2 separate regions of the Homo sapiens genome follow, and region 2 is linked to region 1. A link is an interaction called in ENCODE POLR2A ChIA-PET data of the cell type or tissue named here. Cell type or tissue: IMR-90. All regions are shown on one strand. Each heading gives the region's core, and the rest is flanking DNA. Links, peaks and the distances in the headings are about the cores only.

Region 1 (2,911 bases), core at 218-2,717:
CTTTACACAAAAATTAAAAAAATATATATATCTGGGTGTGATAACATGCACCTATAGTCCCAGGTACTCGGAAGCTGAGACAGGAGGATTGCTTGAGGACAGAAGGTTGAGGTTGCAGTGAGCCATGATTGCACCACTGCATTCCAGCCTTGGTGACAGAGCAAGATCCTGTCGAAAGAAAGAAAGAAAGAAAGAAAGAAAGAAAGAAAGAAAGAAAGAAAGAAAGAAAGAAAGAAAGAAAGAAAGAAAGAAAGAGAGAAAGAAAGAGAGAAAGAAAGAGAAAGAAAGAAAGAGAAAGAAAGAAAGAAAGAAAGAAAGAAAGAAAGAAAGAAAAGGAAAGAAAGAGAAAGAAAGAAAGAAAGGAGGAAGGAAGGAGGAAGGAAGGAAGGAAGGAGAGAGAAAGAGAGAAAGAGAAAGAGAGAGAAAGAGAGAGAGAGAGAAAGAAAGAAGAAAAGAAAAGAAAAAAGAAGGAAGGAAGGCAGGCTGAAAACCATCTGTAAAAAGCAGCATGCATATCTGGTTGCTTTAGATCTGGTTTATTGTGGTAACCATGCCCCAGAAGAGTTTCAGCAACTGTACTTACTGGAAAATATTATCTGGCTAGATCTCAGTAGAAAACAAGTCTTCCCCAGGTGGAATTTTGATAAAAATCTGTTAAATGTACACAGATGAAGGCAGAGTGAAGCAAAGCAAGAAGGAAAATTGGGGCATCGGAAGAAGCAACAGTAGGAAGTCTTTCCCTCCCAGAGTCCTGTGCAGCCTGGAGCGAAAAGGAGCTGTGGTGTGCAGGGACCCTGCTGGTGCCAGAACCTTGGTGTCACCTGGAAAGAGTAGAGAAATACCCTGACCCAGCCTCATTGTGCCTTCTGATCTCCTGCAAAAGCCTCCCGAGGCTCCAAGCAGCAGAGAGAATGGCCGAAAATGGATCTAGAAAGACAGAAAATAGCTGGTGCGAGTGATACCTAATTCAGCCAAACCTCTTGCTGTTTTACCAGAAGAACCTGAAATAGTTATGACAATAAATAAACTGATGTAGGGTTTATATTTTCTGTGAAATTTGCTCTTTCTCATTGAAGTTAAACCATATTCATCATTTTGACAAATACCATTACTTTTCATTTTTTTCTCAAATGGAACATTGCCCTATAAATTATTTTCATAACAAAGAGTGACTCAACTTTCAATAAAAGTGATGTATGGAAATCTGCCATGTTCTCATTCATAAATTACTCACTATTACTCATAAATTTTCTGAATGTTAGTCAACTTCTCTAAGTGTTCTGGGTCACAGTAACTCACAGTTAGGCACTGAAAATACAGTTCAACTATTCTAAAGGTGAAAGTGTACAATGGACTAATATGACATTCATGTAATAACGTAAGAAAGCTGTCAGCTCAATATAGTCAAAGCACTAACTGCACTTAGTTCAAAAAGTTGGTGGTTAAAACTCATGAAGTCAATACTATAAAAAAACACTCTCCAAGTACACTCTTGCTCTTAATAATAAGTTTAAAAGGCTGGACATGGTGGCTCACACCTGTAATCCCAGCACTTTGGGAGGCCGAGGTGGGCGGATCACTTGAGCTCAGGAGTTCGAGACCAGCCTGGGCAACATGGTAAAACCCCATCTCTACAAAAAATAAAAAATACAAAAATACAAAAATTATCCATGTATGGTGGCATGCACCTGTAGTCCCAGCTACTCAGGAGACTGGGGTGGGACGATCACTTGAGCTTGGGAGGCAGAGATTGCAGTGAGCTGAGATTGCGCCACTGCACTCCCGCCTGGGTGACAGAGCGATACCTGTCTCTCAAAAAATAATAATAATAATAATAATAATAATAATAATAAAGTTAAAATGTACAGCATAGATCTCCGGCTATTTCTTTGGAATATATTTGAGCTTCACCCTCCCTTTCCTCCTTCCTTCCTTCTTTCCTTCCTTCCTTCCTTCCTCCCTCCCTCCCTTCTTTCCTTCCTTCCTTCCTTCTTTCCCTCCCCTCCCCTCTCTCCCTTCCTTTCTTCTTTCCTTCTTTCCCTCCCCTCCCCTCTCTCCCTTCCTTTCTTCTTTCCTTCTTTCCCTCCCCTCCCCTCTCTCCCTTCCTTTCTTCTTTCCTTCTTTCCCTCCCCTCCCCTCTCTCCCTTCCTTTCTTCTTTCCTTCTTTCCCTCCCCTCCCCTCTCTCCCTTCCTTTCTTCTTTCCTTCTTTCCCTCCCCTCCCCTCTCTCCCTTCCTTTCTTCTTTCCTTCTTTCCCTCCCCTCCCCTCTCTCCCTTCTTTTCTTCTTTCCTTCTTTCCCTCCCCTCCCCTCTCTCTCTTCCTTCCTTTCTTCTTTCTCTCCACTTCCAAGCACTTTCATGTACATTCCCATTTAATCCTGAACAGAGGAATTATTTCCATAATGCAGATAATGAAACTGAGGCCCAGAAAGTTTGAATGACTTGCCCACTCTCTCCAGTTTAGAAAAGTATGACCCATGAATCGAAAGCAGTTTACCTGCTTCCAACTCCTCCCTACTTCAATAAAATACTTTATTATATCTTAAAAAGGCCATTTACCTGCCTACTGACTGGGTAACCTATACATAGTTTCCATGACCTAGCTGCCCTAAAAATCCATCTTCTGACTTCACTCCTATGAATGCCCTGGCTTGCTAGGGGAGATGTGTGAGCAGCCATTTTTATTTTTAAAAACTTTTTGCAAACTTACTGGCTCCACAGTGGTAAAAAAAAAAAAAATCAAAACAACAACAAAAAACTCATGAGGGAGTGGTGACCTCTAAAAGCCACTCTTCAGGTCAAGAGATAAATTGGCTATAGGGACAGAAATTACAAATGCACCTGAAACACGCGTAACAAACTCCCAAATCAACTCAGAAGAGGAGACCTGCTCGAAGTCTGTGTTTGTCTGT
Region 2 (2,911 bases), core at 138-2,637, 57 kb before region 1:
CCTGCCTTCCTTTCACTCTCCTGTTTCCCCGCCTGTCTGATAGTGGGTGGGTCTTAAAACCCTCCCAGGAGAGGGTCTCACTCTACACCCTGGGGTAAGGAAAGCTGATGTTTTGAAGCTTTCATAAAAAACCCAAGAGGACGGGTTCAGAGAGCTTCCAGGTAGCTGAACACACTGAGGTGCCTGCAGGTTGGCCTCCAGGGAGGGCATGGACGCTCCACGTCCCTTCCCCATACGTCACCCTACATGCCTCTTCATCTATATTCTTTGCAGTATCCTTTATAATAAACTGGTAAGTGTAAATAAGTGTTTTCCTGAGTTCTGTGAGTGGCTCCAGCAAATTAATTGAACCCAAAGAAAGGGTCATGGAACTTGCGACTGATGTGTGTGTAAGGGGAGGCAATCTTGGGACTCAGCCCTCAGCCTGTGGGATCTGACACTGTCTTAGGGTAAATGGTGTCAGAACTGGATTGGAGGACACCCAGGTTGTGTCTATTACTTGGTGTGTGGGAAAAAAAAAAAAAAAAACCCACACATTTGATCACAGAGTCTTCTGTGTTGACTGTTGTGTAAGAGTAGAGGAAAAATGTGGTTAGAGAGAGTTTTCTCTACTACATTCTCTTTTTCAAAATTTACTCATTTAAAATAAATAAAATACCTTCACATATCAATTATCATTTTTGATCATGAGAGCTGGGTTTTGAAGTTTATAGAAGTAAAGAAGCACTAGGCCGGGCACAGTGGCTCATGCCTGTAATCCCAGCACTTTGAAAGGCTGAGGCGGGTGGATCACCTAAGGTCATGAGTTCGAGACCAGCCTGGGCAACATGGTGAAACCCCTGTCCCTACTAAAAATACAAACATTAGCTGGGCGTGGTAGCGGGCACCTATAATCCCAGCTACTCAGGAGGCTGAGGCAAGAGAATCACTTGTACCTGGGAGGTGGAGGTTGCAGTGAGCCAAGATCATGCCACTGCACTCCAGCCTGGGCGACAGACCAAGCTCTGTCTCAAAAAAAAAAAAAAAAAAGGTAAAGAAGCACTTATTTTTGAGTGACTGGAGGGCTTTAACTTATGTCTGTGCAGACGTGTTATACTTAATAGTGTATGTGGGCAATCTTGTGTTTTAAACTGAAGCTCAATAAGGTGATTTATTTCCCAAGTATATATAGATATTATAGTCATATTTTTATCATAAATATATATAACTTTTTTATACAGATACAGTTTCTAAATATTTTCTCTACACTCAATAATATGAAAATTTCATAAAGGATATTATAATTACATTTATTGAGTACCTACAATATGCCATTTATATGTTTACACTCTTTATATGTAATAAGCCTTTTAGACTTTACAAAAATCCTATGAAATAGGCTTTAGAATTATTCTCGTTTAATAAGGAAGCAGAGGCAAAAATCAGTTAGGTCCCTTTTCCAAGGGCTTTCAGGTCCAGGATTTGAATCTAGGTAGCTTAGCCCTCTTGGTCTTTGCCCTTAATTTCCATGCTGTGCAAAGTTTGCATTAAAGTAGGCTAAGTGGGGAGGTGGGCGGAAGCAACTCATCAGGTCTCAGCCTGTGTAGGCCAGTGCCCACTTCCAGAGTGACCCCAGGAAACTTCTCCAGTTACAGAGGGGCTTTAGGGAATCCCCGTCCAAATAGGGCAGTGTGGGATAGACCCGAGAAAGCTGTTGAAGAACAGTGGAAATCCCCTGCCATCAAGAGATTTGAAAGAGTCTAGCATTTTCCTCTTTTGTCTCTTCAGATGGAACTAGTCCATTAGTTTATAGCAACTGCAGCAGGTCACAAAATAATGGGTATAAGTGCCCTTGGAGGAATCTAGACCAGCTCTGTGTAAGCTTAGCCACATTATCTTGGTCCACCATGCCTTTCAAAAACACTAAAGAGAGTGGAGTTTGCATTTTGAAGATCAGCTTAGAGTGAAATGACTTAGGTGAAAAGTTGCTTGTTACACTTGGCCTTTTTGTCCTTCATGCTGAATATTTCATTTTAGATCTTCAAAGACTTCTGTAAAGAAAGCTCTTCTAGATTAAGAAGACATTGTATTAAAGTTGCAATTGGATTGGTTGGGTTTTGTTTTGTTGCAAAAACACCTCTCTGTATCTGAAACCTCTCGACACCACCCGGAAAACTGTTGCTGAGATTATTTGTATTAGTTTGCTAGGGCTGCTGGAACAGAGTCCTGGTGGCTTACATTAACCAACACTTATTGTCTCACAGCTCTGGAGGCTAGAAGCCTGAGATCAAGCTGTTGCCAGGGTTGGTTCTGTCTGAGGCCTGGGAGGAAGAATCTGTTCCACAGCTGCCTGTTAGCTTCTGATAGTTTGCTGGCAATCTTTGGTGTCCCTTGGCTGGTAGATGCATCACCTAATCTCTATCTTCATGCTCACATTGTGTTCTTCCTATGTGCACATCTGTTTATGTGGCCAAATATTTCCTCTTTATAAAGGCACCAGTCATATTGTATTAAGATTCATCTTAATGACCTCAGTTTTAACTTTATTGCTTCTTAAAGACTATTACGTTTAGAGTATTTGTCCCCTCCAAAACTCATGTTGAAACTTAATCCCCAATGTGACTGTATTGAGAAGTGGGGCCTATAAGAGGTGATTGGGTCATAAGGGCCATGCTCTCATGAATGGATTAATCAATTCATAGGTTAGCGGATTAATCCACTCATAGATTAATGGATTAACGGGTTATCATGAGAGTAGAACTGATGGCTTTATAAGAAGAGGAAGAGAGACCTGAGGTAGCACAGTCAGCCCCCTCATCATGTGATGCCCTGTACCACCTCAGGACTCTGCAGAGAGTCCCCACAAGCAAGAAGGTTCTTACCAAATGCAGCCCCTTGGCTTTGAACTTCTCAGCCTCCATAACTATAAGAA

What was found. ChIA-PET counts read pairs that join two places held together with the same protein. Peaks named below come from ENCODE experiments on the same cell type or tissue, not always from the same donor. Only the 100,000 strongest peaks of a DNase experiment are listed, where the experiment ranks them.
Region 2: POLR2A ChIA-PET joins it to region 1 with 7 read pairs; 3 of 35 experiments call an interaction of 5 or more read pairs at or near these places.

What each region holds. Positions count from the first base shown.
Region 1 is chr6:144,130,247-144,133,157 of GRCh38, forward strand. No RefSeq gene overlaps it. Among named protein-coding and RNA genes, the nearest start is that of STX11, 19 kb to the right of the region's middle. In IMR-90, for the core only: no CTCF peak of the experiment used is centred there; a DNase peak (open chromatin) is centred at 1,235.
Region 2 is chr6:144,073,718-144,076,628 of GRCh38, forward strand. No RefSeq gene overlaps it. Among named protein-coding and RNA genes, the nearest start is that of SF3B5, 20 kb to the right of the region's middle. In IMR-90, for the core only: no CTCF peak of the experiment used is centred there; no DNase peak of the experiment used is centred there; H3K27me3 peaks cover 549 bases.